Regions from separate parts of the Homo sapiens genome. Here region 2 is linked to region 1. Evidence: chromatin loops called from intact Hi-C (ENCODE). Cell type or tissue: heart left ventricle. All regions are shown on one strand. Links, peaks and the distances in the headings refer to the core of each region. The heading gives the core; the rest is flanking DNA.

What was found. A loop is a pair of places that touch in the nucleus more often than their neighbours do. Peaks named below come from ENCODE experiments on the same cell type or tissue, not always from the same donor. Only the 100,000 strongest peaks of a DNase experiment are listed, where the experiment ranks them.
Region 2: it touches region 1 in a loop (2.3-fold over the local background); 2 of 110 quality-filtered maps call a loop at or near these places.

The regions. Positions count from the first base shown.
Region 1 is chr1:56,378,785-56,395,542 of GRCh38, reverse strand. No RefSeq gene overlaps it. Among named protein-coding and RNA genes, the nearest start is that of LINC01767, 28 kb to the left of the region's middle. In heart left ventricle, for the core only: no CTCF peak of the experiment used is centred there; no DNase peak of the experiment used is centred there.
Region 2 is chr1:56,074,382-56,091,139 of GRCh38, reverse strand. The region is part of intron 2 of LOC105378741 (a long non-coding RNA gene); the gene reads left to right. Among named protein-coding and RNA genes, the nearest start is that of LINC01755, 140 kb to the right of the region's middle. RefSeq lists an enhancer at 10,216-11,415. In heart left ventricle, for the core only: no CTCF peak of the experiment used is centred there; no DNase peak of the experiment used is centred there.

The DNA.
Region 1 (16,758 bases), core at 7,575-12,574:
TGTATTTTTTTTTAGAGATGGGTTCTCGCCATGTTGTCCAGGCCATTCTCAAACTCCTGGGCTCAAGCAGTCCTCCCACCTTGTCCTCCCAAATTTCTGGGATTACAGGCATGAGCCACTGCATCTGGCAGAACCATTTTCAATATCAAAAATTATAAAGGAAATATACCTTTATCTCAGATAGTGTTGCACACACTGCCTAAACTGTTTTGGCTAGAATTATATCAATCCAGTCTAGTTACACTGAATATCTCATTACTCATCATGAGCTCTGATTAACTGGTATCAGTTTATTGAATGTTAATAAACATATCTTGAGTACTTATCTATTATATGTAGGGCACTGAACTGTGTTCTACAGATATAGAGACAAAAAAGATGCTTTTCCCATTTCAAGAAAATTGTAGTCTAGGAATGGGGGAGCATAGCTCAATAAGCATTTTAAAACATTTTCTTTCAAATTATAACAATAATACATTCTCATTGCAAATAATTCAAACAGTAGGGACATATTTCTTTTTCAGGTGCTGGAGAGTGGTTGAAGGATTTTATGCTAGAGCCTCATGTAATAGGATTAGCCTTTGGAAAGATCTTTCTGGCCGCCATGTGGAGGCTGGCCCAGAGCTGCACGGTACAGGAAGCAGGAAGTCTCGTCTCAGAGACCAGCAAGCGGGCCATGGTGTGATTTCAGTCAGAGGTGGGGAGGGCCTGAACTAGGACCGAAGATGCTAATGTGGATTTGAGAGCTCACTGGGTGGGAAAGTACGTGTTGGGTTACTGAACAATAGGGAAAATAATACAACTTTGACTTAAGAATTGGGCTTTGCTAAACAAATCTTTTTACAAACTGGTCTCCTAGAAAGGGCTCTGAAGGCACAGCTAACCAAACAACTATCCCTCCCAGGCAAGAGTTTCCCCACCAGGTGAATGGTTTGCCATGTTTCCAATTCCAGGAACTAGCTGGAATAACACTTATGCAATGGGAATGCACGAGGCCCACCTCCAGGAGCCTGGCTGGTGGAGAACTTGGCAAGACTGGAGTCCTCTGCGGAGTGGAAACTCCTGCGGTTCTGCTTCAAGTGAACTTTACTTGGATGGCTGACTTCAGAGGAAGTCAGAACGGGCTGCGTGGAAGGCTGCATGGGTCTGGGCCTGGAGCCACTGGCAAAGAGGAGCCGGGGATGGGTGGGAGAGTATGATAGCACTTCATGAACAAGTCTATGGTAGAGGAAGCAGAAGACACTGTGTTGGTAGGAAACCCTGCTGTCTTTCCCAGGCAGTGGATAAAATGAGGGCTTAGGAGCCAAAATAGCCTGCTGTGTCACTTCAGCACTGTGTGACCCTGGCAAAGTCACTTAACTTCTCTGAGACAAGTGTCCTTTTATGTAAAATGGAGATACATGTAGTACTCACCTTCTAGGTCATTGCAAGGATAAGCTATAACGAATGAAAACTGCTAGTACTTTGCTCAGCACCTTCTAGAAAGTCAATAAGTGGTAGTTACTGATTGAAGAGTCATAACTTTCTAACAAATACAGCTCCCAGATGGTTGGGGAGGTGGAAGGAAGGCAGAAGGCCAACTATCAAATAAAAGGACAAACAAAGAATACACTTATAACGATAGAACCATGCTCAATTGATGCATCTAGGGATATAGGGTGAATAGAGCTTCTGAATATTTCCAAACCAAATCATTCTCAAAACTTCGAGGAGGTCTCTTATTCACAGGTATCCCAGTGTGAGTCTTTTTGTAAAATTGATGCTGCTACTGATTATCATACAGTGCTACCAAATCGCCAGGGGCTCTTAAAGGAAAGAGATTATTTGTGTATCTTCAGAAACTCTTTGGCACTCTTTTTTTTTATTAAGTAGAATTGTTTTTTGAATCCCATATTGGTGTAGTTCTTTACAGATTACCTTGGACTTTTGAGTATATTATCTCATTTGTTCTTTGAGCAATCTAGAATTGCAGATTAAGGTTAGATTCAAGCCCTTGTTCTATAGGTGAGGAAAGTGATGCTCAGAGGGCTAACATGGTTTGCTTAAATAACTCAGCGAGGAAGGTGTGGATTTAGAATCCAAGCCCAGTCCTCTGACTCTCAATCCAGTGCATGTTCCTCTCTTCAGCTGTTAGCTCTTTCTAGGGACCTGATGGGCTCTCTCTTTTGTGCACACATGTAAAAGGCACGGCATGGAGGACCTGTATGGGTGGCCAGGAGGTAGGAGTTCACCACTGAACGTGGATGTTTTGTGATAAATGCAAGTATGTAGGATAAATGCTGAGACAAAGAGTCTCCCTTTGCTTGCTCTCCACCCTGGCTATGTGGGAGAGGATTCCGGATTACAACCACCACCCTTAGAATACTAAAACCACGTTCTTCAGGCAACAGCCTAAAAGTTCTCCCACCTAACTCATCACAGAATTCTTGGTCTCAGACAAAGTGTTCTTGCAAGAATTAATCAGAACATTCCTCACAAGCCTCCTCCACTAGCTTCATGCTATCTGCCGCCTCTCTGTCAGCACCCTATGCCATTAGGTAGGAGCATCCAGGGGATGCACACACTACTGCCCTCATGCCATTCAGAAGTGGGACTCACTTATCCATCAAGGTGGCGCCCAGTGCTAATTTAGGCAATTATAGATGATCAGTTTTCAAATTTTTGTGACCGTGTAACTGGGAAATTCACTCTTACTTTATAAGGTTAAAAACGACTAAAAAGTTTTCCCATTGGATCTCACCATTGGGTTCTTTCCCAATGGCCCTCCCATTCCTTCACAAGAAGAATGGTCTGGCTTTGAATTTTAGTGCTTTTTATTCTGAAGGAAGTGGGGTTACTTGATTGAGAGTGAACACGGAAGGCTTTCTGAGAAGATGACATTTGAGCTGAGACTTGAGGGAAAAGAAGGAGCTAGCATGTGAATAGCCGAGGGAAGCACTTTCCAGGAGTGGGGAACAGGAGCTGCCAAGGCCTTGAGGAGGCATGAGTTTGGAGTGCTCAAGGAACAGGGGAAAGTTACTATAGCTGGTCCCTAGTGTGTGCTAGGGGAGTGTAGTCTCTAATGAGCCTGGAGGGGCATGTTGGAGGGCTTTAGTTGGCTCACTTGCTAAGTGTAGAGAGCTTCCTTCTCACTAAGATAGATAGATAGAAGAACTTTGCAAACTGAGAAGTGCTTTTCTAAGTCTACGTTGTATTCTCACGGTACCATTTCCCCAAGGACTCGTGGAACACCCAGATACAAGCATGACTGTGGCTGCTTTATTTTCCCAATTTCCCTATAGCCTGGCAGGCAAGGGAGCAAGAGCAAGAGCTGGACCAAAAACTTCTGGTTTAGCCAGAACACCTTCCCTGCGGCCGTCAGATAATGAAGATGCAAGGCTTGAGAGAGGAGCACAGACAAGGATGTAGCCACAGCCATCTCCCCGCAACATTGTCTTAGAAGTGAAAGAGCCAGAGGAAGGGGCTAAGAGAGCTCACCCAGACCCAAGACACCCCCAGGCCCCAAACCGTCTGCTGATGGTCACAGTCCCACCTTTTCAGCATTCCCTGGCACAATGTGTCTTCTGGCCAGTGCACAGCTTCCTTAGCTGTGTCCAATTTTTCAGAAACACCAAAGATTCCTTTTCCAGCAAGCATGAATGACAGAAGGGAACACCTAAACCGTATTTCTCTTGTAGTTAAGGCTGACTAGGGACTGCGTTATATAAGATGAAAAATACTACTGGTTTGCTTTGCCCTTTTCCCTAGCGCTTATAGTGAAGTAATCTTTTTTGAGCCCTGGCTCATAGGCTGGTGCACGGGTCTCACTTAATAATTAAAGGTACATTTCGGAAACACGCTAAGCATCTCCCCTGCGGTCTCCCTAAGCCTAGTCCTGTCCCCAGCACTGCTTTAAAGGGGAAACTCACTGTTTGCTTCCGTTTCATGGGTTGGATCTGAGCTACTTGGTATGACCCATTCGGTGCTATTTTCCATACTACTTTTGTTTCACGCTGCTTTCAAATCCATTGCTTCCGTTTCAATTTCTGGACTTGCCCTGCCCTTTGACCCTGAAAATCATCTTTATTTTGTTTGCCACCACTGGGGTTTCCTCTCAACCCTGAATTCTGGTCGCTTTGGTTTGGCCTGTGCCTGGGACCCAATCAGCCTCAGCAGTCTCCTGACCCCAGAGATATCTCACTGGGTCCCTGCAAGCCCCAGGAGCTGTAACTAAGGTAAAGAATAGTACACTTAGCACGATGACTTCCAGGTTCATCTGCGTTTTCGAAAACGACAGGATTTCCTTCTTTTTGTTTTGTTTTGTTTTGTTTTGTTTTAAGGCTGAATAGTTTACCATTGTGTACATATACCACACTTTCTTCATCCATTTATTTATTGATGGCCACTTAGGTTGTTTCCGTATCTTGGCTTTTGTGAATAACGCGGCATGCTAAAAAGGAGTAGATTTTAAATGTTCTCACCACAAAGAAAGGGTAAGTATGTGAGGTGATGGATACGTTAACTAGCCTGATTTGATCATTCTACAATGTAAAAATGTATCAAACTTCACACTGTATGCCATACATATTTGCAATTATTATTTGTAAATTAAAAAAAATAAAAGAACAAAACAATTGGCCACTCAGTCAGCTCCATTCAACTCACACTCCAGGGTGTAGTGTCTTCCTCAAGCTCTAAGGAGACGTGTTTACACAACATCCAGGCATATTTTCTGACATTTCCAGGGTACCTGGCACTGTGCTAGGCTAGGGTTTTAAGGAAAAGGGGGTGGGCTTGTCCTCTTTTCTTTTCTTCCTGCCTCCTTTTTTCCCCTCCCTCCCTCCCTCCCTTCCTTCCTTCCTCCCTCCCTCCCTTCTTTCCTTCCTTCCCTTCCAATGATATAATTCTTCCCACTTCTCTAGGCTTGTGCCCATGGAGGAATTCACTAGGAGACTAAATTCCACTTTCAGGCTGCCTGCAAAACTCCCACTGCTGTCAGGGAGATTTCTGGGCCTTTAATGAGGGGAGAATTTGATTCTAAGACTTCTTGTTAAGATAAAGACCTGGCTGGTTTATTAACTCTATCCAGCTGGGGTACGGACTCACAGACAAATAATTAAACATTCCCTGCCTAAGAAAGTCAGGGTCTCAGAGAAAACCTGGGCTGGATCCGGTGGGAAAGGGGAAAAGGATTATCCCTTACCCCTGTACCAAGAATCATTTCCTGAAAGCCTAAAGCTGGTGGGCCTTTTCCTCTCCAGAAGAACTTTTCTTTCTCTCCTCTCCACATATCTGGATCTAATCTTAAATTGCATCCTAGAATATCAGAGTTCATTTATTCAACAAATATTTATTGGATACCTACTGTGTGCCGGAGACTTTGCTAGGCTTGGGGTGGTAATGGGAGTACTTAGAGGACTTCCTGGTCATTAATACCAGGTTATACAGGAAGAGACTGGGGCCCCAAGGGAAGAAGTCACATATCTGGGACAACAGGTTTAGTGAGGTTGTGGGCCCACTCTCACTCCCATAAAATGCTTCCCCTCCACCCTCCCTGTTTTCTCCTGGGAGTTTGACTCTCCTTAGGGCACCTCTGAGTTTTAGCTGCGGGATTGCAAGTTTCCTGAATGTGGAACCATGCCTGTCACCTCTTGGCTGGCCTTTCAAGCCACTCAGGAATCTCAGTACCTGCATTGACTCATTCAAAAATATTTGAATACATATTCAAACAGAAATTTTTAGTTCAAGGGCTCAATGCCTGGAAGTTAGTAATAATTTAATGTTTGGATAATTCATAGTAACTGATATTAATAACAATAACTAATCTTTTCTCAGCCTTCTAGTATGAAAAATATGTTCTCACATATCTGCATATTAACTCTCATGATTGCCCTGGCATTAAGTATTATTATTTACTTTTTTGTTAAGGTGAAGAACTTGAGACTCAGAAAGGACTTTCTTAAATTCTTTCAGCAAATAGTGGAATGGAGACTTGAATACTGAGTGTCAACCTTGTGACCATCCTATTGTATTGTACTGTTGTGCACAAATAAAACCCCAAAAGTGTGATGCAAGTGTGCAGGTAAACCATCTATTAAAATAGTGGGAATTTGATGAAAGAGGTCATGCAAGAGGAAGGGTTTAAATTGTCTTAGAGATTCCTGTACTCATATGTTTATGGCAGCACTGTTCACAATAGCAAATATATGGAATCAACCTAAGTATCCACCAATGCATGATTGGATAAAGAAAATGTGGTATATATACACAGTAGAACACTATTCAACCATAAAAATGAATAAAATTATGTCTTTTGCAACAACACAGATGGAACTGGAGGCCATTATCTTAAGTGAAACAAATCAGACACAGAAAGACAAATACCACATGTTCTCATTTGTAAGTAGGAGATAAATAATATAGACACATGGACATAGAGTGTGGAATGATGGACATTGGAGACTGGGAAAGGTCTGAAGGTGGGAGGAGGGTGGATAATGAGAAATTACTTAATGGGTACTGATATGGTTTGGCTCTGTGTCCGCCCTCAAATCTTACCTTGAATTGTAATAATCCCCACATGTCATGGGAGGGACCTGGTGGGAGGTAATTGAATCATGGGGTTGGTTTTCCCCATGCTGTTCTCATGGTAGTGAATAAGTCTCACAAGATCTGATGGTTTTATAAGGGGAGTTCCCCTGCATATGCCCTCTTGCCTGCCACCATGTAAGATGTGACTTTGCTCCTCCTTTGCCTTCCGCCGTGATTGTGAGGCCTCCCCAGCCATGTGGAACTGTGAGTCAATTAAACCTCTTTCCTTTATAAATTACCCAGTCTTGGGTATGTTTTTATTAGCAGCGTGAGAACAGACAAAGAAATGTACAATCTATGTTACTGGAGTGATGAATAGCCTAAAGGCCCTGACTTGACCACTACATGATCTATGCATGTAACAAAATTACACTTGTACCCCATAAATTTATACAAATAAAAAATAAAATAAAACACAATGAGATACCATTGCACCCTAGCGTGGTTAAAAATAAAAAGACAAATAATACCAAGGGTTGGCAGAGAAGTGGAACCTGGAATTTCCATGCATTGCTAGTGCTAATGGAGAATGGTACAGCACTTTGGAACCTATTTGTCAGTTTCTTTGAGAATTAAACATACACTTACCATAGGACCTAGCAATCCCAGTCCTGAGCTTTTACTCAAGAGAAAAATGAAAGCATAGAAAAATAAAATAATATCTGTATATGAGTGCTCATGGCAGTTTTACTCACAATAGCTCAAAAGTGGAAACAATCCAAATGCTCATCACCTGGTGATTGGTTAAATACATTTCAGTGCATCCATACAATGGGAAAGATGGCCTTTTAATTAAATGGTGCTGGAACAATTGGATAACAATTTTAATGTGATAAAAAGGAAGGAACTGCTGATACTTGTAACAGCATTGATGAATCACAAAAACCTGATGCTAAGGGAAGGCAACCAGACACAAAATTATTCTAATAATGATGAACTTCTGGAAAAGGCAAAACCATAGCAGCTGAAATTGGTGAATGGTTGCCTGGGACTGGCTATGGTAGGGAATTCACTGTAAGAGAGTATCGATGTTACTTTTGGGGGAGAGGAAAGTGTGCTATATCTTGTTTGTGTTGGTGGTTACATTATTGTACATATTTGTCAAAACTCATTGAATTGTACATAAAATTGGTGAATTTTATTGCGTTAAATTATGTCATAAAGCTAATTTTAAAATAAATAAATTGTCTTAGAAGGAGGAACAGTGTTCAGAAGAGAGGTTAATAATTAAATATGTGTGTGTGTATGTGTGTGTGTGCATGCATGCTCATGTGTGTAGAGGGGAAAGATGTGTGTATGTGTGTGTGTGTGTTTGCTTAGGCCATTCCAGAAGGAGGCAATAACCTAAGTGGGCCTTGCATGAAGCATGGTATGTTTGTTGAATGATGAGTTTGAAGTCCTAAGCTGGAAGGTGTATTCATGAGGCAAGCCAGTGAGCAGGAAGTGGGAAGGAGACAGGCCCAGGGGTGGTTTGTGTGGGGTGGATAGGATCCAAATCTCCATTTGGTAATTTACTAGCTATATGACTTTGGGCAAATTATTTATCTCAGCTTGTTTCCTCTTCTTTAAAATAAGCATAATACTTAGCTACTGCAAGGTGGTTGCAAGGATTAAATGTCACTATGCATGTCAACAGCATAGTTGGCCCATTCCCAGATGATTTTAGGTGTTCAAGATAAATTAGTACTTGCTCTTCAACCATAAAAGGGGCTTTGTGATGCAAAGTCTATAAGGAAGCTTAGCACCAGTCATGAAGCATAAAGGAGTATGAATAGTGTCCCCAAACTGGGAAAGGTTGGTGGTTTGTGAGACATAAAGAAATAATTTTTGTGTTTACTTTCGTTTGTTCATTTGTTTTAGAAAATTGTGGTCAAGATAGGTAATAAATCAGAGTCTGGAGGCAGACCAGGTTGGGGGTACTTAAAGGACATACATGAGAAGAGAAATTCTTGTGATATAGTAGAAGAATGAAGGGGAAAGGTAGGGACAGGGCATGAAACAACAACCATCAACATTTACTGAGTATTTCCTATGTGCCAGGCATTGTTCTAAATGCTTTAAAGCCTGAGCTCATTTAACACATCAGATGAATTAACTTGTCCAGTACTCACATCACACCTGAGGTGGAAGCTGCTCTTATGTGTATCTGGAAGTAAGGAAACTGAGGCACAGCCAGGTGAAGGTGCGTGCAAAGAATGCATGCATCTACCTCAATTTACTTTTAAAATGGATTTAAAAAGTCCTTAAAGAAACATGCTCTCATTATAGAAAATTCAAAAAAGATTTCCATCTCTACGGTTCTCTTATATTCAATTTATGTTGGTGCGTTTTCTTTGAGAGTGTTTTAGATTATTTTACTCTCTACTTATATGTAATTACAATCATGGTGTGCATTTATATATATCAGGAGCATATTGCTTCTTGTCTTCATGACTATAGTTTTAAATGGTGGTTTAATATTTCATTAAGTGGGTATATTAGAACTATTTTTTTCTGCTAATATGAACATCTTGGGACAGAAATCTTTGACAGCAACTCTTATTATGTTTTAAAGATGCATTTCCTGAGGTTGAATTACTGAATGAAATAGAGTGGCCAATTTCATGGCTCTTCATTCATATTGCCAATTTGCTTTTCCCACAGGGTTGAACACATTTATAGTATCCTGAACAACGCAGGAGGCTATGAATTTAATTACATCCTTGCCAGCATTGTGTGTTTTTATTTTTATTTTTTTGTTAAATTTATTAGGGAAATATGGTAGACTGTGTGAATTTTAATTTGCATCTTTTTACTTATTATTGGGATTGATCATTTTCTCTCACATGAGGTCCCTCTTTCATGATTTAAAAAACTTTTTGGTGAGTGTAATTTTTTCAAAACAAACATTTGCATGTTAGGATAAATGAAGTACATAACGGGGCAAAGAGGGGGTAAACTTGCAGACCAGGAGATTTTTGAGCCTAGAAAACTGGAAGAAAGGCCACCCCCAGCCTAAACAAACAGAGGGGAGGCAGGAGTCATTGGTAGAATACTTGGAACCTGTTTCAGTGCTGTCCAGAAAGTGGTGAGTCTTGCCATCCTCTGGTTAATATCTTCTTTTTCCTTTTTATTACACAAATAAAGTATGTTCATTGCAGAAAAAAATAAAAATAAGGACAAAGAAATAAAAATCAGCCATATTTCCACCATTCAGACAATCCTTTAACATTTCATTGTATACTCTCTCCCTCTTTGTATAGAAAATATAACACACATACACCTCTATATAATAGTGTCTCTTTTGAGCTTTCTTCTCTTAACCATGAATTTCTTGCTCTTCCTTCCTTCCATTTCCCTGTCACTCTCTCTCACAGCTCAAATGCCTTTGATCTTGTAGTTGTTTGCACTTCCTTATTCAGAATTGCTTAAGAGACTTGAGACCTTGGGTCACATCTTCAAGGTCCTATGGGAGTCCTTATGGAATCTGAACCAAGCCACACAGTTGGCCACAGTTATTTCTGTGTCTTTTTTCAAACCTGACTCTATTTGTTATCATGTGCTTCTGACTGGCAGAGGGCAACTTGGCTAGATCTGGAAGGACAAACACAAGATAAATCTCATGTGTGTGCTCATAGTCATCGTGACTTCTTTGAAGAAGATCTGTGTAATCTAGTAGATATTCTCCAAAAAAGTGATAAAAAAAAGTTCATGTCGGACTGATCTCAACACTTCTATTATTGACTTCCATTATTGAAAAATTAAAGTTTCAAGGGCAGCTCTCTTCATAGGCTCAATTTATGAAAGGGGAGCCTCATTCTGTTCTTATGTCTCCTTCATTTCTTCTTAGCCTTTTAAAAATTTGGTCTATAGGGATAGATGGGTTCTAATGAGGCTCAGCAGGCCACCAGCTCCTAAATTCCTTGTCAGAGGCAGAATTTTGGATGGAACACTTATGTGCTTATTATATGATAAACTCGTTTGTATACATTTAACCACTCTAGATTCTCCAATCTTTCCAAACTTCAGTTACTGTATCTGTAAAAGTAGAAATAATAATGCCTATTTTGTAGATTTGCCATGGGAATAAATGGTAGAGAGAAGGTAAAAGCTTAGTCCAGGAACTGGCTCAAAGAAGGCACCTCATATATGGCAGCTCTTATTACATAAGGGGTTGCAATGGTGATTTCACCCTAGCACTGATCATGACCTGCAGTTGTGTTGGAAGCTCCTCTGGGAGAAGGATAGCCTACAAAGTATGCAAGATGATTTACACAGGCCATCCCATCTAATCTGTCTGCCATCCTACTAGATAAATTATTACCCTCCATTTTATGGATTCATTTATTCATTCAACAAATATTTATAAAGCACCTCCTGCGTGCGAGGCACTATTTCAGAATGTTGGAGGCACAGATGTTGGTGAACAGAGCAAAGCCCCTGTTCTCATGGAGCTTACATTCAGGTTGAAGGAGACAGGTGACAAGTAAGTGAATGACTATTTCAAGGGGTGGTAAGATTATGAGGGAGGAGAGAGCAGGACATGGAAGATAGCGGAGCAGAACGGGGGAGGCTGCTATTATACAGATCCATCTGTTTCTGTGAAAGGCAGATCAGAGGAGGCCTCCAGTAGTGTAAATCCGAGCAGAGACCTGAAATTAGTGAGAGAGTGAGCCATGCTGATAACCCACGGAGGCACGCTCTGGGCAGTAGGCCCTGCATCTGCAAGGGCTCGGAGGTGGGAACGCACTGGTTGGAGGCACAAGGAGGGCATTGTGGTTGGGATGGAGTGAGTGACAGGGAGTGCAGTGGGAGAAGAGGTGAGAGAAGAAGTACTGGCTGTGGGAGAAAATATTTAGTAGGGCCCTGCAGGGCATTGTGAGTTCTTTAGCTTTTACTGAGGGAAATAAGAAGTAGAGAAGTGACACATGATCTGACTTTGCAAAGTGTCACTATGGCTGCTGCATGAGAAAAGTCTTTAAGGGTGAGGGTGTGGAAGCAGGGAGACCAGCGAGGTGACTGTTGTAGTAATCTAAGCAAGGGATAATGGGAATGTGGATCTCGGTGCTAATGGGGTGGGTGGCACGAAGAGGTCAGGTTGGGGAAGGTAGAGCTGGCAGGCTTTGCTGACGGACTGGAAGGTGGGGGTGTAAATACAGTATGATGGTTTTAGACCTGAGTAACTGGTGGCATAGGAGTTGCCATTTTCTAAGATGGGGAACACAGGGTGGAGCAGGAATCAAGAGTTTGGTTGGGGCATGTTAAATTTGAGATGTCTGTTAATGGTCCAGTTGAGATGTTAGGTATGTACTTAAATATCAGAGCTTAGGGTTTTGGGGAGAGGTCTGGGCTAAACATTTGGAAGCCTTTTGCATATAACTAGTGTTTGTCATATAAATAATATTTAAGGCCATGGGTAAGATCGCCAAGGAAATGAGTACAGACAGAACAGAGAAGTGGCCCGAGGACTAAGCTGGTAGCATTTCAACATGGCACAGGTGAGGGAAACCTACGACCCATGAGAAAAATCAAAGCAAGGGGAGTCAAGCCATTTGCTTCACAGTGAGTAGCAGAGATGGAAATCCAAGCTCTATGGGTCTGACTCTGAAGTCTGTGTTATTAACCCCTCAGCAACACTCCAAATGCTGGAGCAAAGAGGTCTTTTCCTGGAGACATAAAACGTAGGTGGCTTGCCAGTCTCACCTCTCAATGCGCCAGGATTGCAAGCTAAGCCCTCAGGTTTGAGCAAATAAGATACTTCAGTTGCTGGTAGAACCAGACTACATCCATCAGTTCCAGCTGGTGCAGTACTCAAGGATCTCCAGGGAGCAAGAAAGGGCTAGTAATTAAGAAAGATTCCTTTCCTGAGCTGCACTGGGTCACAGTGACTGTCAGGGTTAAAAGATTGATGGCTTAATAAAGACCACCTGAAAAGGCAATTGACCAGCCAGGGAAAAACAATCATCGCCACCCACCCACTACCGGCAGAGTCTCCGTTGAGTCCCACCATGAAAGCAGAGCTGCTTGGAACTATCTGCACTCAATATCAGGATTGTTTGAACAATCCTCAAACAAGCATAAGATGCATTCCTTCATTAACTGGTAGTCTACTCTCTGCCCATTTCCTCGACTAGGTATGTCGAGATAAATAAGCAGTTCCCCTGCTCTTAGGAGTTCAGAATATTGCAGAGGCCATGATTATATTCAAGATTCTGAACAAGCCAAGCCCTCCATTTAAAAATGCTGCAGGTATGTATGTTTTAATCTTTTAAAACTTCACTTCTATAATGGTGTGGTGATTTAGAGCCCAGTATGTAGTAAATATTCAATAGGTTATTCACTGAATTTGAAGCATGTGTGGAGTCATAGAGAAAGGGCCCAGAATCAAGAATTAGGAGACCTGGCTGGGCGTGGTGGCTCATGCCTGTAATCCCAGCACTTTGGGAGGCTGAGGCGGGTGGATCACTTGAGATCAGGAGTTCGAGATCAGCCTGGCCAACATGGTAAAACCCCATCTCTACTAAAAATACAAAAATTAGCCAGGTGTGGTGGCGCACACCTGTAGTCCCACCTACTCTGGAGGCTGAGGCAGGAGAATTGCTTTAACCTGGGAGGCAGAAGTTGCAGTGAGCGGAGATCTTGCCACTGCACTCCAGCCTGGGTGACAGAGTGAGACTCCATCTCCAAAAAATTAAAAAGAATTAGGAGACCAGCATTGCAGCTACAGTTTTGCCAAAAATAAAAATAAAAAATAAAAAAAAATGGCCTTCTAACTTTAAACAGATCCCTCCCTCTTTCTTCTTCTCTGGATTTTAGTTTGCCCATCTGTCAAAAATCGGGTTGAATTAAATTATCGTTGGAGATATTTTAGATCTAAGATTAGAATTTGTCTAAAGGTCTAAAAGCCTCGGTTAAAAAAAAATCCCCTTCCTAAAATGCTACTAAATGTCAAGATGTGCTTTTCGTAGCACAGGTGTTCCAGAGGATTTAGGAAACCGAAGCAGATGCATGCCTGCTGTGTGAAACCCGCCATCTTCTTTGTGGAACCAGCCCCTACCCCAATATTCCACAGATTCTAATTGCTCAGCAGTTCAGCTTGATGGAACACCTGGCTGGGCAGTTTCCAGGAAACTTAGCCCAGGTCATTCTCTATGGCAGCCCAACAGTGGCAAGGTGGAAAATATATGAGCTACCTTTGCCTATTTCAGTGCCTGCCAGAAGCAGTGCATATGTTGGCCAGGAATATGGCAACTGTGGAGCGTCCTCATGCTTTGAGCCAGATGAAGGATGGATCTGTGGGTGCCCCAACCCAGAATTCGGGCTGCTGGTATGCATGTTGCAAAAAGAAAAGGTGCTTTTTTCACTGGATACCTCTTGGAAGAGAAATTGCTGTCTATTTACTTTAAGTTTAGGAAGTCCCTTTTGGGGAGCTTCCAGTGCAGAATTTTCCTAAGGGAGAGAGTCCAGTGAATTTTCATCCTTAGTGCCACCATATTAGTTCTAGCCCTGGCTTTTTTTCTTGGCAGAACCATTATATAGCCTCCTTTTTAAGTGAGGACCTGCCTTCAGTCTCCTTCCAATTCATTTTCTGTAAAGGAACTATTAATAGAGTTACCTTTTAGAAAAAAATAAATAAAAGGGAGCTGAAAATTCCTCAAACAAATTAGGTCACGTTACTGCCCTGCTGATGAGGCCTCCAAAGGCTCCCATAGCACTTAGCATTGATGCAGACACCCACCATGGCTTGCAAGCCCAAGTGGCTTCACCTGTCTCCCCTTCTGATCTCTTGTCAAATTGCATCATTTTCCTTTCACTCATTAATTTCATCCACTTTCGGTTTTCTGAGTTTGCCACATTTTCACCCATCTCAGAGGCTTACCCAATCTTTTCTCTCTGCTGTGGATACTCTTCTCTCTCCCATTCCTTTCTCCTTCTTCTAAGTTTGCCTCTGAAAGCATTTCCCTGGACACTTTATCTAAAGTTAAAGCTCTCACTATTTTTCTGGCTCAGCTCCTTACACATCAAAATGGGCAAATGTTTTATTTATGTGTTTTTCCCCCCTACTACCCCAACCCCGCTGTGAATGCTCAGCTTCAGGAAAGCAGAAACCATTTCTATGTTATTTACTGTTGTCTGTGTCACCAGGGCCTCCCTCAGTGCCAAGCACATAATAGATACTCAGTGAATGTTTGCTAAATGACCGATCTGGTTCTGCTCAACTTCCCAATGTCAACCCCCATCCCAACCCACATACACTTAACTATGTCCGATTCTTGCAGCTTCTGCCAGGTCCAGCACTCTTCCTGGCTGCTGCTCATTTGCGTGTACTGTTCCCTTGCCAGAAGTATCCTTCTCCCCTATTTTCCTCCTGAGAAACAAACTCATCTTTCAAGACTCAGTTCAAATATTATCTTCTCTTTGGTGCTTGTTCCCATCTTTCCTAGCAAAATTAAAAGCATCTGTCCCATGATCTGTGCACACCCAAGTTGCAGCCTTTGCCATTCTGCATGGTCCTGATCTGTTTTCATATCTACTTCCCCCACTGAACTGACCTCTTAGAGACAAGAACAATATCCAGCTTACCTTACATCCCTACTTCTTAACAGCGTTTGTTGTATAGTCAACATTCGATGAATGTTTGTGGAGGTAATACATACCGTAATAAATAAAGGAGCTGTCTTTGTGAAATTTCAGTATGTAGAGTCTTCCTATCTGAGAAACCTATATGTGTATACTTGCTGTTTGAATATTTCCTCTTAGAAATTTTCTCTGGGGTTCCTGGCTCAGGGAGACCACCTCTATGTTTTGTGTCTTCTAGGATTAGGCAGTTGGTTTGGTTTAGAAAACAAGAGTTTGCTGTTACCTGCTTTAAAAGCAACCTAGCAGTCAACAAAAGTCCCCTGGGAGAAATCAGGTTGCTAGTGAGGGCACAGCTCCACTCACAAATACTTCGTTTGCTAGTCTACCCACCTGTAGAACTGTTTGTTAAGGATTCATTCATTCATTCATCCACAGACTAATGCATTCATTCATTCATTCACTCACTGTCCATTGTTCCCATGCCAGGCACTGTGTTGGTGCTATGGTTACAGAGATACAAGAGGTAGAGTGATGGTCCTGTTCCTTGTGGGTGAGGAAGCACAGACAGACCAATAGTGTAGTGGGATCAGTGTTCTGGTTGGGGGTGTGTGGGCAAAGTCATGTGGCAGCAGAAGGAGGTTAAGGAAGCATACAGAGGCTCTTTATGCTGACTTCTGATACATGATAGAATTATTTGATGGATAAGGGAGGTGAGAAAGAGAGGAAAGAAAGAAGATGGGGGGAACAGCATCCACAAAGGCATGAAACAAGGAGTAGTAAGTGTGCTTGAGAAATGGCAAGGAGTTTGCAATTAACTGTCTTCAGAGCTTTGTTACTCAAGGTTTGATAAGTGGACCAGCAGCATTGACTTTGCCTGGACACTTGCTGAACAACAGAATCTGGTGTTCTCCTCTGGCCCAACTAAGTCAGAATCTACATTGTAATAAGATCCCCAGGTAGTTCCTATGCATGTTAATGTTTCAGAAAAACTGGGCAAGAGGCATTTTTCAAACTCTAGCACACATCAAATCACCTGCAAGGTTTGTTAAAAAACAACAACAATAACAACCTCCACAACAAAAACAGATCACTGGGCTCCATGTCAGAGTTTCTGAATCAGTAGCTCTGGATGGGGCCTGAGAGTGCACATTTCTCTAAGGTTCACAAGTGATGCTGCTGCTGATGGTCCAAGCACCACACTTTGAAAACCACTGTGGCAAAGTGTAGTAGAAAGGGTAATTTCTGGAAAATGAATGGGGGCAGGTAGCAGAATTCAAATCCTGAAGGACCTTGAGTGCAGAAGTGTTTGGACTTTGCCCTGGAGTGCTGAGGACTGCTGTGGAGTTTTCACACAGGAGAGTGACATGGTCACTCGTTTATGTTGGGAAGATCTCCCTGGCAGCATGTGGAGGATGGTTGGGATGACAGTCACTATATTCCAGGTGAAGCTCATGGATTTCCAACCAAGTCAATGGCAATAGAGATGGCTTCAAGATAAATTAGGGGGTCAGAATCTACAGGATTCAGTGACAATAGAGATGGCATCAAGATAAATTATGGGGTCAGAATCTATGAGTCAGATTGGTCGAATGTGAGGGTGGTAGGCACACCCCTGCTTTCTGGGGACCT
Region 2 (16,758 bases), core at 3,843-8,842, 300 kb after region 1:
TGAACGTTGGCCTGCCTTGCTAGATTGGGGAAATTCTCTTGGATAATATCCTGCAGAGTGTTTTCCAACTTGGTTCCATTCTCCCCATCACTTTCAGGTACACCAATCAGACGTAGATTTGGTCTTTTCACATAGTCCCATATTTCTTGGAGGCTTTGCTCATTTCTTTTTATTCTTTTTTTCTCTAAACTTTCCTTCTCACTTCATTTCATTCATTTCATCTTCCATTGCTGATACCCTTTCTTCCAGTTGATCACATCGGCTCCTGAGTCTTCTGCATTCTTCACGTAGTTCTCGAGCCTTGGTTTTCAGCTCCATCAGCTCCTTCAAGCACTTCTCTGTATTGGTTATTCTAGTTATACATTCTTCTAAATTTTTTTCAAAGTTTTCAACTTCTTTGCCTTTGGTTTGAATGTCCTCCCGTAGCTCAGAGTAATTTGATCATCTGAAGACTTCTTCTCTTAGCTCATCAAAGTCATTCTCCGTCCAGCTTTGTTCTGTTGCTGGTGAGGAGCTGTGTTCCTTTGGAGGAGGAGAGGTGCTTTGATTTTTAGAGTTTCCAGTTTTTCTGTTCTGTTTTTTCCCCATCTTTGTGGTTTTATCTACTTTTGGTCTTTGATGCTGGTGATGTACAGATGGGTTTTTGGTGTGGATGTCCTTTCTGTTTGTTAGTTTTCCTTCTAACAGACAGGACCCTCAGCTGCAGGTCTGTTGGAGTACCCTGCAGTGTGAGGTGTCAGTGTGCCCCTGCTGGAGGGTGCCTCCCAGTTAGGCTGCTCAGGGGTCAGGGGTCAGGGACCCACTAGAGGAGGCAGTCTGCCGGTTCTCAGATCTCCAGCTGCGTACTGGGAGAACCACTGCTCTCTTCAAAGCTGTCAGACAGGGACATTTAAGTCTGCAGAGGTTACTGCTGTCTTTTTGTTTGTCTGTGTCCTGCCCCCAGAGGTGGAGCCTACAGAGGCAGGCAGGCCTCCTTGAGCTGTGGTGGGCTCCACCCAGTTCGAGCTTCCCGGCTGCTTTGTTTACCTAAGCAAGCCTGGGCAATGGTGGGCGCCCCTCCCCCAGCCTCTCTGCCGCCTTGCAATTTGATCTCAGACTGCTGTGCTAGCAATCAGCGAGACTCCGTGGGGTAGGACCCTCCAAGCCAGGTCGGGGATATAATCTCGTGGTGCGCCGTTTTTTAAGCCCGTCGGAAAAGCGCAGTATTCGGGTGGGAGTGACCCGATTTTCCTGATTTTCCAGGTGCCGTCCGTCACCCCTTTCTTTGATTAGGAAAGGCAACTCCCTGACCCCTTGCACTTCCCAAGTGAGGCAATGCCTCGCCTGCTTCGGCTCGCGCACGGTGCGCGCACCCACTGACCTGCGCCCACTGCCTGGCACTCCCTAGTGAGATGAACCTGGTACCTCAGATGGAAATGCAGAAATCACCCGTCTTCTGCGTTGCTCAGGCTGGGAGCTGTAGACCGGAGCTGTTCCTATTTGGCCATCTTGGCTCCTCCCCTCTCTTTTTTTTCTTGTATCTGTTTTTTTTTTTTTTTTTTTTTGAGACAGAGTCTCACTCTGTCACCCAGGTTGGAGTGCAATAGCATGATCTCTGCTCACAGCAACCTCCGCTTCACAGGTTCAAGTGATTCTCCTGCCTCAGCCTCCCAAGTAGCTGAGACTGCAGGTGCCCACCAGCATGCCCAGCTAATTTTTGTATTTCTACAGAGATGGGGTTTCACCATGTTGGCCAGGCTGGTCTTGAACTCCTGACCTCAGGCGATCCACCCACCATGGCCTCCCAAAGTGCTGGGATTAAAGGCATGAGCCACCGTCCCTGGCCCATCCCCTTTCTTTTCTCAGTGTACTTTGCCCCAATGGTAGACACATTTGTATTGAATTTTTTTTTTTTTGGGGACAGGATCTCACTCTATTGCCCAGGCTGGAGTACAGTGGCACAAGCTCAGCTCACTGCAACCTCTGCCTCCCAGGGTCAAGCAATCCTCCCACTTCAGCCTCCTGAGTACCTGGGATTACAGGCAGCACTACCATGCCCAACTAATTGTTGTATTTTTAGTAGAGACAGGGTTTTGCCATGTTGTGCTGGCTAGTCTTGAACTCCTAAGCTCAGGCAATCCACTTGTCTCAACCTCCTAAAGTGGTGGGATTACACGTGTGAGCCACCATAACTGGCCCGTTATTACATAATTGTTTGTCAACATAGGGGGATAAAATACTGAAAGGAATCCTGAATTTCTAGCCAAAGAACTCAGAAAAGGAGTTCTCTAGTTCCCATGAGAACCAAAAAGTATGATGGAATCTTGGAGGAAGAGTTCTTGGAAGGGAACCCTAAGTCTGTGTATGAACTAACACAGTCCCTAACTTACCCTCAAAATGGATGTGTATGGAACAAACCTAAATAAAGTAAAACAAAGTCTGAAAACTGAACTTATGTTGGAACTAATCCACAGCAAGTGGGATAAAATGTGTGATCTGAACCTAACTGATTTAATTGCTAAGGCAACAATAACAAGTCAACATTTGTTAGAAAATATAGGATCTTACAACAAAATATTCAAAATGTTCAGGGTGTAATCCAAAATTACTTTATATACAAAGGACCAGGAAAATATACCTACCCCTTAGGGGAAAATAAAATCAATAGGTATCAACCCTGAGATAACCTAGATGTTGGAATTATCACACCTAGACTTTAAAGCAGTTATTACAACCATTCTCTAGAAGGTAAAGATGAATACTGTTGAAATAAATGAAAAGATGGAAGCTTTCAGGAGAGAAATAGAAAATTATAAAAAAAGATTCAAATTGAAATGTTAGAACTGAAAGATTTAAGAACTGAAGTAAATAACTCACTGTATGGTCTCCCTAGCAAAATGAAGTGAACAGAGGAAAGAGTCACTGAATTTGAAGGCAGGTCAATAGAAATTATTCAGTCATAACTACAGGGAGGAAAGAAGATTGCAAAAATATGAAAAGAGCCTCAATAACCTGTGGAACATAAGGATATTTGTAATCTAGCTATGAAGTAAAATAATAAAATGAACACCTAAGAACTAATTACCAAACGTAAAAAGTAAGATGTTATTAATACTCTAGCTACTTCTGTGTTCTTCACTTCTCCTTATTATCATGTCTTCTTTTCATAGGCAACCTCCCTTTTGATTTTTATATTTATCATTTTTCCCATAGTTTTATCACATGTATTTATTCTTCAAACTATATATTTCAAAATTAGTTTTGTTATAATACTGAATATAATAATTGGAAACTCACTTTACAACTAAGATTCATCTGGCCGGGTGCAGTGGCTCACGCCTGTAATCACAGCACTTTGGGAGGCCAAGGCGGGTGGATTACCTGAGGTTGGGAGTTTGAGACCAACGTGACCAACATGGAGAAACCCTGTCTCTACTAAAATACAAAATTAGCCAGGCGTGGTGGTGCATGCCTGTAATCCCAGCTACTCAGGAGGCTGAGGCAGGAGAATCGCTTGAACCTGGGAGGCAGAGGTTACAGTGAGCCGAGATCACACCATTATACTCCAGCCTGGGCAACAAGAATGAAACTCTGTCTCAAAAAAAAAAAAAAGATACATCTATGCAGTAATCTGTAGCTATAGTTATTGTTCTATAATATTTAAATGTGTAACTATGCCATGATTCAAATATCATTTTCCTATATAATAATAATGTGTTATTAATATCATGTTAGTCATGATAACAAATAGAGAATATACTCCCACTTTGTTGTTTTTCTTTGTCCTTCAACTTTTAAGTTTAGGGGTACATGTCCAAGTTGTGCATGTTCGTTACATAGGTAAATGTGTGTCATGGTGGTTTTCTGCACAGATCATCCCATCACTTAGGTATTAAGCCCAGCATCCATTAGCTATTCTTCCTATGTTCTCCCTCCCCAACCCCTGACAGCCCCCAGTGTGTGTCGTTTCCCCCCATGTGTTCATGTGTTCTCATCATCTGGCTCCCACTTGTAAGTGAGAACATGCACTGTTTGGTTTTATGTTCCTGCATTAGTTTGCTGAGGATACTGGATTCCAAATTCATCCATGTCCCTGCAAAAGACATGATCTTGTTTCTTTTTATGACTGCATAGTATTCCATTATCCTCCCACTTTGAAAGCATCTTAGTTATTATTTGACCATTGTTCTTTCAAATACGTTTTAGAATTATGGAGTCAGTTTTCTCAGAACACCATAATGGAATTTTACCTATTTATTTATTTTGCTATTACAAGCAATGTTGCTGTAAAATTCTTTTGCATGTCTCTTGATACACATTTGTATCATTTCTCTGGAGAAAAATCTTCAGGAATGGAACTTCTGTGTCATAGGGTATGTAAATATTTAATTTTATAAAACAATGCCAACTAATTATTGTACTTATTTACATTCCCTTCACATCCTCAACAACAAATGTCATTTGTTTTTTTTGTTAATATGGTGAATAAAAATTAATTATGATTTTTTTGTTAATGATTTTTTAAATGATTTTTCTGTTAATATGGTGAATAAAAATCATATCCCAATTTTCATTTCCTAGACTACTATGTTGAACATCTTTTCAAATATTTAATTGCCATATGTGTGTAATTTTTTTGTGAAATGCCAATTCATATTTTCCATTTTTCTTGAGTAATTTGACTTTTCTTATTAATTTGTAATAGTTACTTTTACATACTGTACACAATCCTTTGTCACTTAAAAGTGTTACAAATACCTTCTTCTAGTTTTTGGCTTATTTTTTCACTGTCTTTATGGTTTCTTTATGAATAAAAGTCTTCAAATTCAATACAGTTGAAGGTATCACTTTTTCGTTTTATATTATCATTTTTGCGTGTCTTAATAAGTCATTTTAACCCCATTCTCATATATTTTTCTGTAAAATCTATACATCTTAAAGTTTTTCTGATATATATATATAAATATATACATATTCGTTTTTTGGATATCCAATTGGCATAGAACCATTTAATAAATAAATCCTCTTTTCTCAAATAATCTGTGGGGCTTCTCAGTGAGATAACAATTTTTCCTATATGTGGAGGTCTTTTTTAGAATTCTCTATTGTAATCCTATGGTTGATTCATCTGTGCCTGCATCAATACCAGACTGTCTTAATTAATAAACTTTATAATGAGTTTTGATAACTAATAGAGGATATTCTCCCACTTTGAAAGCATCTTAGTTATTATTTGACCTTCACTCTTCCATATATAGTTTAGAATTAGGGAGTCAGTTTTCTCAGAACATTATAATGGAACTTTAATTGGAAATGTATTAAATTTATAGATCAATATGGAGAGAGTTAACGTATTTATAATAGTCTTTCTATGAATATGGTATAGCTCTTCATTAATTTAAGTCTTCATGTAAGTTATATTTTATAGATATTTGGCCTTACCTTATTGTTTCATATGAGTGCTTTATGTATTCTGGAGGTTTATAAGAATTAACTTTTATATGTTGATCTTATAAGCAGCCACCTTTTAAAATTATTTATTTATTTATTTATTATTTTTTGCTATGGAGTCTTGCTCTGTCATCAACCAAGGCTGGAGTGCAGTGCTGTGATCTTGGCTCACTGCAACCTCCACAAGATTCTCCTGCCTTACCTTCCTGAGTAGTTGGGATTACAGACACTCACCACCACGCCTGGCTAATTTTTGTATTTTTAGTAGAGACAGGGGTTTTGCCATGTTGGCCAGGCTGGTCTCAAACTCCTGACCTCAGGGGATCTGCCTGCCTCGGCCTCCCGAAGTTCTGGGATTACAGGCATGAGCCACTACGGTCAGCCACATTTTAAAAACATCTTATTATTTCTAAAAAATGGTCGATAGATTATTTTAGGCTTCCTATCAATACTTACATAATTTTCAAATATGATAGTTATATATTTTTTATTTTTCCCCAGGCCTAATTATTTTTGTTTTTTCCCCTTGTTTGATGTCTCTAAGGAATCAGGTTCTGTTTCTTACAGAACTTTGGGACTATCTATCACCTAAGACAAAAAGAAAAAAATAAAAACTTGTGGGATGTGCACTTTTTCTTTCATCAAGGAGAATGAGAAGATCACATCCACTTAAAACATTTTAAAGGGATGATGGGAAATAAAGTTGTGTTTAATTGTTCTACAAGTCATGCCAGTTCAATATATTAGTTGTTTCATATTGTCCCTAATTAAGACTTATTAGGTATCATTATTTCCATTTTACAGATGAAGAAATTGAGAGTAAGAAATGGAACATATGTTGTCCAAGGTCACAGCCCTCTAAAGTATTGGAGCTGCAATTTGAACCCAAGTCTGTCGGTCTGGATTGTTGCAGTATGCCAGGCTCCCTCAACTTTAGGTGAGGACAGGAAAAGGCAAAAGACGTCCCTGAATTTGTAACTTAAACAATAGAGTGCACTAGGACATTGTTATAGAATGGAGAAGACCACAGAAAGTTTGTGGAGGGGTTGAGAAAAAGGGTTTGCTTCTTGACATATTTTTCTTTCAAGTTAATACCCATTTCCCCCTCTTGGTCTAGTTCACAGATGATTAAGTTCTCTTTGTTACTATATGGAGAAAAATTATCATATTGGAAATGTCCTTAGCAACTTGAGAGAATAACACTCTCTTCTTTTTGCTATCTTGTAACCTAACCCTGTGGTCAGCTGTTTGCCTGTGTCCTTTGAGCCAGCCAAGAATAGCCACTGTCGGTCCTTAGCTCTACAAAAGCCACCCTAGGCCAGGGCCTACAGCTGGATGACATTTTTTATTTATGGAAGTAATCCAAATCATTACTCTTATGATATCTAAGTCATTGAAGATCCTGTTTTGAGTGATGTATAGTTTTCCATTGAATAGGACTATTCAAAGGAGAGCAAGAAGTACCCCAAAGGGCCCCCTGAACTCCAGACACAGCCTTATTCACCACTGTAATGTAGTAGTAGCACCCCAATTTACATCTGGTAATTGGGATTGAATACTTCTGCTGGAACAGTGACACTCTTCTCTGTTGGTTCAGCAGCTCAAGAAGACTTAACATATGGGGGAGAGGTAGTCTCAGCTTTTCATTCAACAGAAATAGAACTTTTTCTCTGGTGGAAGTATTTCTTCCTCGGAGCAGTAGGAACCCAAGCTTTCTGAGCCCAGGGTGGTGATTTGGCAAGCAAAACTTTTTCTATAGGATGTTGTCTTCTACCTGGTGCCAAAAGAGAGCCTTTATTAGGCCATTCTATCATTTTGTCAAGCCAGCTATATCTGAGCAATGGGGCACATGGTAATGCTAGTGAATTCTATGAGTGGGAACCCACTGTCTCGCTTTCTTTGTTATGAAATATTTTCATTAGTTGGAAGCAAAATTATACTGGACATTATAACAATACATAAGTTATTCTGTAAGACCACAAAAAGTAGAGCTGTTATAAGTATGCAGGCAGAGAAGGAAAATCTTTACCTGGAATATATGTTTATCCCTATCAGAATAAATAGTGCCCCCATCATGATGAGATGGGTTCAAGATAATCAACCTGCTACTAGATGACCAGCCGATCCCCCAGAAATAATGCCACATTAGGAGCTCAGCAATGACCTCTTCCGTTATCAGGTTGGGCACTCACCAGTGACAGGTTCAATTTTAGTGAAAACATTTTGTATCCATTGATGATATACACTTGAAGAATATTGCCCGCCAGATGACAAAATAAAAATGACACTGTGAAATTAAAATCCTAGCAAATTAAAATGAATCCATAAGAAAGAGTTTGGTTTCCAGGGCTTATTATATAAACACATTTTTGTAGCATCAATGATATGTGCCATGTGCAGAGCAGAGAATAAAACAGAAAAACTGTATAATTTATAACTTTTATGAGCTTAAAAATCAAAGCAAATAGTTTCTAAAAATATGATTGTTGCTGCAAATTAAATAAATGCAAAATGTTATAAGAAATAAATTACTTATGCTTGATGGAGTAAGAAAAGACTTTAGCCAAAGAGCTGAATAATGAAGAATAACAGAGCAGTCTAAAAGAAGAAAGAAAAGGTATGGTGTCTCAGGAAGAGGGAAGAGTTTTTGCAATGTCACTGAGACATAAGGATGAGACACCTCTATTGAATAACTCTAAAAATCACAGTTTGATTGTAGCATTGGGTTATATGGTTCTGCAGGAAGGGGTTGGGGAAATATGGCTAAAATGTTAGCAAGGCCCTGATCATGGAATGTCTAGAACATGGAGGACATTGCTAGCTGGTAATAGTTTTGCCTTTACTTGGGCAGCAAGGAACAATTGGAGGGTTTTAAGCAGGTCAGCAACATGATCAATTATTTTATGTTAGAAAGTTCATTCTGTATAGGGATAAATTGATATAGGGCTAATAGGTGCTTATTAAAAAGGGAAGGAAGCAATGATGGTGACCTGAGTAGGTTTTCACAAATTTGTTGCAAAGGGGAGGTATAGAAGCAAGAAATGTTTAGGAGGTGATATCCCTATGGCTTGGAAATTGATTTGGTTGAAGAATGGGGGGAAAACAGCAGACTCTTAAATGTCTACAAAGTTTAGGGTTTAAATGGCTGGTTGTGTGATGATGCCATTAACAGAGATGGGAAATAAAAGGAATAGGTTTCCTGAAAGAAATTAATTTAATTTAAATAAACAAAATTGATCCAGTTCCTAAATGTAATGGAAATAACGTACAAGGTAGGTGGGTGGCAGTATGAGTCTGGAACACAGGCTTAAATTCAGAATTGAAACCTAGATTATAAATTTAGGAGCATATTGATGGCAGGTGAAGTGATGGATAAAGATTAAATTTTCTAGTAACAGTGGTTAAACGGGAAATCCTGTGCTCCCCTCTATACTCCAATCTCCAAAGGACTGTGAATTTATATGCTAATCCTCAGTTACCTAGAACAATGATTGGTATATAGAAAGTACTCAAAAATGTTTCTTAAATGAGGAGAGAGAAGAAATAAACTGGACCAAGAAAAATATAAATATAAGAAACATCAATATTACAGGGGAGAGCAAGGGAAGCAGTGAGAAGCTCTGAGAAAGATTGGCCAGAGAGAGAAAAAATTAGCAGAGAATAGTTCTGAAAAGTCTAAGTATGACAATGGAAAAGAAGGAATGGCCAAGAGGATCGAATGTTGCCAAGATGTCAAATAAGCTAAAGACAGAAATGTGCAAAATGGAATTGATGATTTGGAGAGAGGAAGAAGAGGCAGAGGGAATGGAAAAGTCAATGAGGAATAAGGAAATAGAGCCAGAGACTGTAAACAACTCTTTAAAAAAATTGGATGGGAAAGAAAAGAAATTTGATAAAAGATAAATGGAGATTCAGAAACACATTTAATTTTTCATTTTTTGTCGTTGGTGATAGTATTTTTTTAAAAGACATTCCTTTTGGCTGAAAGAGATTCAATTAGGTTTATATGCTGCAGAAGAAAAGGAAAGGTTAGAGCTCAAAGAGGAGATGATTGATGAAGCAAAATTTCAGAGAAGACTTAACCAGACACTGGAGGAAATGGTGGTAACTTTATCATCTTAGCGGCAGCTGAAAGTCCCTCACAGTCACCTTCATTTTGGGTTTTGGAAAGACCTGGCTCAAGACTCATCCTGCCTCTGCAGACTTTTCCATGGGTTCCTCTGCCCGGTTTCCATCAGCTGTCACAGCTCAGGATGTATCTTGGCTGCAGTGGGGAGGAAACGAAATCAAGGAAGAACTGGAGAGAAGGATCCAGCATCTGCTTGCGGCTGGAAGCTGACTCCCACACTCAGCATCTTCCCCACACCCGGCCTTCTGCTGTTTGGGCTTTGCGCTTTCCTATGGAGTCCTCTTTATTTTTTTCCTCTGAATCAGAGTGGGTTGGGAAATATAAACACAAGAGTCATGACAAACTTGTCCATGTGGGAAAGAAAAGATGTCATTGCAGTTTTAGCAGAGTATCTGGGTAGCAGTTACAGCAGAGAAAAAGCAGGAGGACTTCATTATGGCTAAAACTTTACTTCTTTTCCTTCCTTTCTTCCTCATTAAATAAACTCTTCTTTGGTCTATAGTAGAAATTCAGAGATGAAAAATTCAGAGATTCCCTGTCCTCAAGGAATTGTTGGTAAGTTGGGTATAGATGTAAAAAATGTGATGTACCAAGGTTTCCATCAGCTGTCAAGGACTGAGACCCCTCCCCACCGAGTGGGAGCAAATTTGCAGGTGGGTTATATCCCATCCCCAGGCCTGAGAACTGAGGATCCTAAGACAAAGAGAGAGAAAAATCTATCTGAAGGAAGGAAGTTTGAGCATGCAGAGTGGGGTGCTGATTCTTCCTCTACAGCAGCTGGAAGAAAGATAATAGAAAAAAGAAACAAGCAGAAGTAGAGGAGAAACACCATTTACTGCTTCATTAAACATTTATAGGGCACCTACTGTGGGCCAGGCACTGGGTGAGATGATGTGCAGAAATATCGGTGGTAATAGCTCCCTAGGGCAAACTCAGAAAATTATAGTCTCTGGTCCACTGATCCCCAGCCAGGGCTCTCCAGACTTGTAGAGGTACAAGAAGATAGCAATGATAAATTCATGGGGTTTTAAAAAATATTTAAAACCTGAACTTAAGATATTTCAATAAGACCAACTATAGAATCCAAGAGTGGGAGGGGCAGTTGCCAACTCGCAAGGCATTATAAGCTATAACTCACGTTCTGCCTCCGGTCATACGGGAATATTTTTCAGTTCTTCAGGAAGTCACACCCTGGGTGTGTGACACATACTGTTCCTTCTGCCTTCTCTCCTTCCTCTACTAGTTAATTCTAATGAGTCATTTGAGACTGGTCTCAGATGCCATATTATCAGGCCCAGAATGGGTTAGATTTATCTTCTAGATTTCCATACCACCTTGGGCTTTTCCTATCTGAGCTTTGATGACGCATTCCACATTGGAATTCTGCTTCCTTTGGTGTCTCCCACAATACTGTGAGACTCTCCAGCATTGGAAATATCTGTGATTCCTCCCTGAAGCTTCAACAGCCAGCGTGATGTTCCAGCTAACACAATATCCAACCTACGGAAGGTGCTTCATAAACGTTTGTTTAATGGAATTACAGTCAGAGAAAGAGCAAGAGTGCTTCACCATGACTAAAAACTTTACTTCGGCCTTTCTCTTGTATTTTTTTTCTTTCAGTTGCTGTGGAAGAATCATCCGCCTTACTGTATGGATGTTCAAACTTCCTTTCACAGAAAAGAATTCTCCTTAAATTTGTCTTGGGACCCTCAGTTTTCAGTGTCAGGGACCATGTAGCCCACCCTGAAAGATCTCTTCTACTCCAAGGGGACGTGGCCTGACACTGCATGGGGCAACGGAAAAAGCACCGTCTGGGGAGCCCCAGAAGATACTTTCAGGGTCTGATTCTGCCACTAATTCCTTCTGTGGCTTCCATATGTTATTTTTCCTCTCTAAATTTCACTTCCTCCTTCTTAAAATAAGGAGTGAGGAGGGGTTGGGGACCAGATGGGAAGTAGCATAGTGTGGGGGAACAGACAGGAACAATATGGAATCAGATCTCTCAGGGATCAGCTCCCAGCTATGCCACATGCACTCTTTGTCATGGAACTTCCCTGAGCCTCAATGCTTTCTGTGAGAAAAGGGAATGACAGTATCTGGCTCTTCTAACCATTGTGAGAATCATAGGCAGGTACCATGTGCCTGTCATTGGTACATACTGAATAAGTCATATTCTTCCTCCCTTAAGGCATCTTGTAGTCCTCATATTTTCATATTCAAGATTCATTATCTTCATGCAGTCAGCCTTAGCCAATATGCTCTTGGACTCTTCCCACATACTCAAATACTTCATTCTTTTTCCATTAAATTATTTTAAAAAGTGTTTATTCCACTTATCCATTCAGTATTTTAAATAATTCACTTGGAAAAAAATCCTACCTCTACTCGATGTTGACTGAGCGATCCTAGACTAGTGGTTTTCAATTTTTTTTGGGTCTCAAGAACCCCTTACACTCTTGAAAATTATTGAGCAACCCAAAGTGCTTTTGTTTATGTACGCTCTCTCTAGTGATAACAGAATTAAAAGCAATTTTGTTTATGTAGGTAATATCTATTTACATTAGAAATTAAAACTGAAACATTATTTTTAAATATTAATTTATTTTAATATAACAATACATCATTACACACTTACAAAATAACATTTTTATGATAACTATATTTTCTTTAAAAACAGTGAACAGTGTAGCATTGTTTTATATTTTTGCAAATTTCTTTAATGTCTGACTTAATAGAAGACAGCTAGATTCTCATATCTACTTTTGCAGCCAGAATCTGTGCAATATATTGTCTGAAGTCTATGGAAAAATCCAGCCTCACACAAATATATAGTTGGGTATAAAATTAATATTTTTAAAACCTTTTTAGATAATTATTGGTATTCTTTGATACTACACCAAAACTTGGCAAGTGGTAATTCCTTAAAGATTACTTGCAATGTGGCCGGGTGCAGTGGCTCACGCCTGTAATCCCAGTACTTTGGGAGGCCGAGGCAGGCAGATCACGAGGTCAGGAGATTGAGACCATCCTGGCTAACACAGTGAAACCCCGTCTCTACTAAAAATATAAAAAATTAGCTGGGCATGGTGGCGGGTGCCTGTAGTCCCAGCTACTTGGGAGGCTGAGGCATAAGAATGGTGTGAACCCGGGAGGCGGAGCTTGCAGTGAGCTGAGATTGCACCACTGCACTCCAACCTGAGTGACAGAGCAAGACTCCATCTCAAAAAAAAAAAAAAAAGATTACTTGCAATGTGAAATATAAAGCCACATCAATGCGCTTTTTGTATTCTACTACATTGAAATCCACTTGGTGTATCTTTTAATTTGAATGGATTATTTTTGCCTACACCTAGTTTTGTAACATTCTGCACTGGCTATATGGAAAAATATCAGTTCACTGAGTTATGCAGATCTTCAAAATGTTGACTCATTTCTTTGTACAATAACAAAAAATCACACTTCTTAGCTTCACCAGAAGTCTACATCATCAGAAAATCTGTAAGTATTAGTATGATGTCAAGCTCCTGAAGGCAGATACAAGTTTTCCAAAATTTTAGTTTTTGCTTGAAAATGTGAATTTAATCATTGGCAGAGAATGCCATGAGTTGTTTTCCTTCAAGGGGCAGGGTCTTTTCATTCATTTTTGAGAAAACTTATGACATATACCATATGAATAACCATAGTTTGTCAGTTGCTCTTTCAAGTAATAAAATTATTTTTTTTAATGCTTAGTAAGGACATTTTTAAGTGAAATTGACTTTTGTTTTTATTTCTGTTTTTTAACTGTGAGTGCATGTGTTAAATAATACAATAACTACTAATAAAGTTTATTGTCACTGCCTCGATTCCTGCTAAGGTACCTATAGTTTTACCCAAAGGATTCATGAACCACATTCTGGGAAAGATTGCTAATATTTTTTTAAAGGCAAAGTAGCCTCAACTGTAGACCAGACTAGACATCAAGTCCAATTTGAGAGCAGTTTTAACTTTTCTTTGACAATGACTGTGGCTTCTTTTCCAGATGACATCTGCCTAGTATGTAATTGGCGACTACATCCAAGTAAACATGTGGAAAATGAGAGCAAGAGGGTGTGTGGGCTCAGAGGGAATTGCTTGTTTGGGGGATGATGGAAGAGTGCAGTTCTGGAAAGAGATCAGTTCTATGAGTGTGTATTTCTGGTCTTCAAAAGATTACCACATACATGCTGTCATACAATTTATAATGTGCCAGAGGGAGATAAGTTGATGTGGAGAAGGAACATAGGCTTTGCAATCAGCCAGGCTTGAGTTCCAGTACCAACTCAGTTGCTACTGTCTATGTAACCTCTGCCAAGTTACTTTACGTTGCTAAGCCTTAATTGCTTTAATTGCCTTGCTAAAGTGCTTAGAATATTAGGATGCTGGGTGTTTAAAGGATGGGATGTTGGATAGATGCTGTTATGGCCACATGGAACCCCTGTCTCCTTTCAGGAATGGAGGACTTAACTTCCCCAGCTGCAGGAAGGGATGCTGAAGACAGCCCTCAGTTTCAGCCCTCCTTAGTCAAGGTCACACCTCCTCTTGAGAGTCAACCTGCCTCCTATGACTGATCTATGGCCTGGCCACTGTATCCCAAATTGGTATAATTCTGAAAGACCATACCAACACCAGAACTCCCCATGGGGTAAGCTGAGGCCTTTGTTGGAGCTATATATCACAGCTCAGCTTCTCACTCTGCCCACCCTGCATTTTTCTCTTCCCTTTCCACAAGTATCATCCCAATTAAGTATGCAAGAGCTCCCCAGTAAAGTCCTATATGTTAATCTTCAATTCAGAGTCTGGTTTCTTTTGAGCTCAACCTGAAGCAGATGTTTTATTAATATTATAATTTTTATTTATAAACCCCCACTCCCTCCCATGATGGGTGGGCCCTCATAGCTGGAGAGTCCTTTGTATACTGAGTAGCCTGAGGGTTGTAAGAGGAGCACTTGGACCCTGGAGCCAGGATAGGGCTCCAGCTAACTCCGTATTAGTCTCCATAATTAGGTGGGAGTCAACATACTTTGTGGGAGGAAGAAATCAAGTTGTGATGAGAGAAGAGGTGGGGATGTTGGGAGAAGAGGATTAGAAGAACCTTCTCTGGAAGAAGAGTAAGAAATAGAAGACTGGGGTTCAGACAGGTCTGATGAGGATATTTATATAGTAAGGATTCTGGAACCACCCTGCTTGGGTATAAGTCTGCCATGTACTTGCTTTATAACTGAACAAGTTACTCTATACTTTTATATCTCATTTTCCTCATCTGTAAAATGAGAATAGTAAAAATTGCTACTTTCAAAAGTTGTTTTAAAAATTAAATAATCTAACTAGAAATTAGAAGATGAAAATATATATTTTGTCATATATTTGTTCACTATCCAATAGGAACTGGGGGAAGCATACAAAATTATAGTAATGAATTTGTATGATGTGGATGTACCTAACTTTAGTAACTGCACAGAAAAGAGAGCTCTTTAAGGTCATATGAGAGACAGAGAAAAGTCGTTGCAGAAGTGGCATTTGAGAAATTGTGGAATAAGTAGGAGTTTGCCAGGAAGGGAAAATGGGGAAAAATAGAGAGGATGACACTTGAGAAGGGTCAGAGATGCAAGAATTTTGGAGACCACAAAGATTTCTAATGTTACTGGTTTGCTCTGACTGGAAGGTACAACAAACACCATAGCCATTCTCTGTCTGATTAATATGACTGCTCATTCCATATACAACTATAGCTTCTTATTCTTTTATTTTTATGAATGTCTTCAATTTGGAGGAACTTACCTATGTTCTCTCTGGAATGGTTGGAGGACATTTGTATGGCAGTGTATAGTGTCATAACCACAGATATGTCTTTCTGTTGACCTTAACTTCCAAACACTGTGATCTGCTTTGAACTTATACTTATTTCCTGGTCAACCTACAGCTTGAGGGCAAGCTCAGAATAAACCACGTTTGTTTGAGAGTTTCGACACTCATCAACTGGGGGAAGCATATTCCATACCCTCTTACCTGTCTGTCAGGCACAGTATGAGAAGAACGTTGACTTTGAGGTCAAATATACCTGTGTTGATCTTAGTTTTGTCCCTACTAGTTGAGTACACTTGCCCAAGTTACTCAGCTTTGCTTATGTTATCTGTCCAATGGAGGTAATTATTATCTCATAGAGTGGTTGAGAATATCAATGAATTATTAAATGTCAAATTATTGGTACAATGCCTAATATGTATTAGGTACCTAGTAAGTATTAGTTCTCCTCTTGTCTCTTTGCAAATATGAAAACTGTTGACCTTCAGATGTGCGCCAGTGCATGTGAAGTCAATGTGGGGATTAGAGTTGGCCTCTTTCACCTCCAAATTAAAATCAAACTGTGCAGATTCTTAAATGCACCCAATTTAGACTACCTATAGATTAGAGAGCCACAGCACACTTCAAGTGATAAACGGTAGGATTTTTTTAGTCAATTTGATGAATCGCTTTTAACAATTTTACAGGGTTATCTGTTATGAAATACTAACCCTAATCTTATTCATATCTTTAATATTATCCATTCACCTTGATGCTTCCAGTGATTTAAAGATATTTTATTTTTTATTGACACATTTTTGTAAGCTATCACAAATTCCTTATGGAAAGAGTAAGATATACAACACACAAAACAATGGAATGAAGTACGATAAATAAAATAGCCAAACAAAGAATTTATCGAGGGCAACTTTCTGCCTCAATGTGTGCTTTGTATCTTAATTAGGCTGAAAGCCTTGGGAAGCATACCATTTTATTGAACAAACACTATTTGACCTTTCTAATATTTTATTTTTACCCACAAAGAAAATATCCAAAGAACGAAACTTTCTGATATGGAACAAATTCTTATTTTTCTTTGGCACATACTTTGTATTGGATTGTCAAAGACAAAGGAAGAAAGGCTCGCTGAGAGCCATGGGAGAGTGTGGTGTTTTCAATGCACCTGGCATTCCTGGCTCTTCTCCTACTGGGGCATAGGGCTGTGTGAAGGGCTGGACGTTTTCAATCACAAATTCTTGCTTTGTCTATAGCATTAACCCTGTGAGCCTTCTCCACTCTTTCTATGACACTTGGCATCTATCTCCTTCCCCAACCCTGGGCTGATAGAACAAACTGGTAGAATCAGTTGACACAATCTCTATCAGAAGCAACTGGCC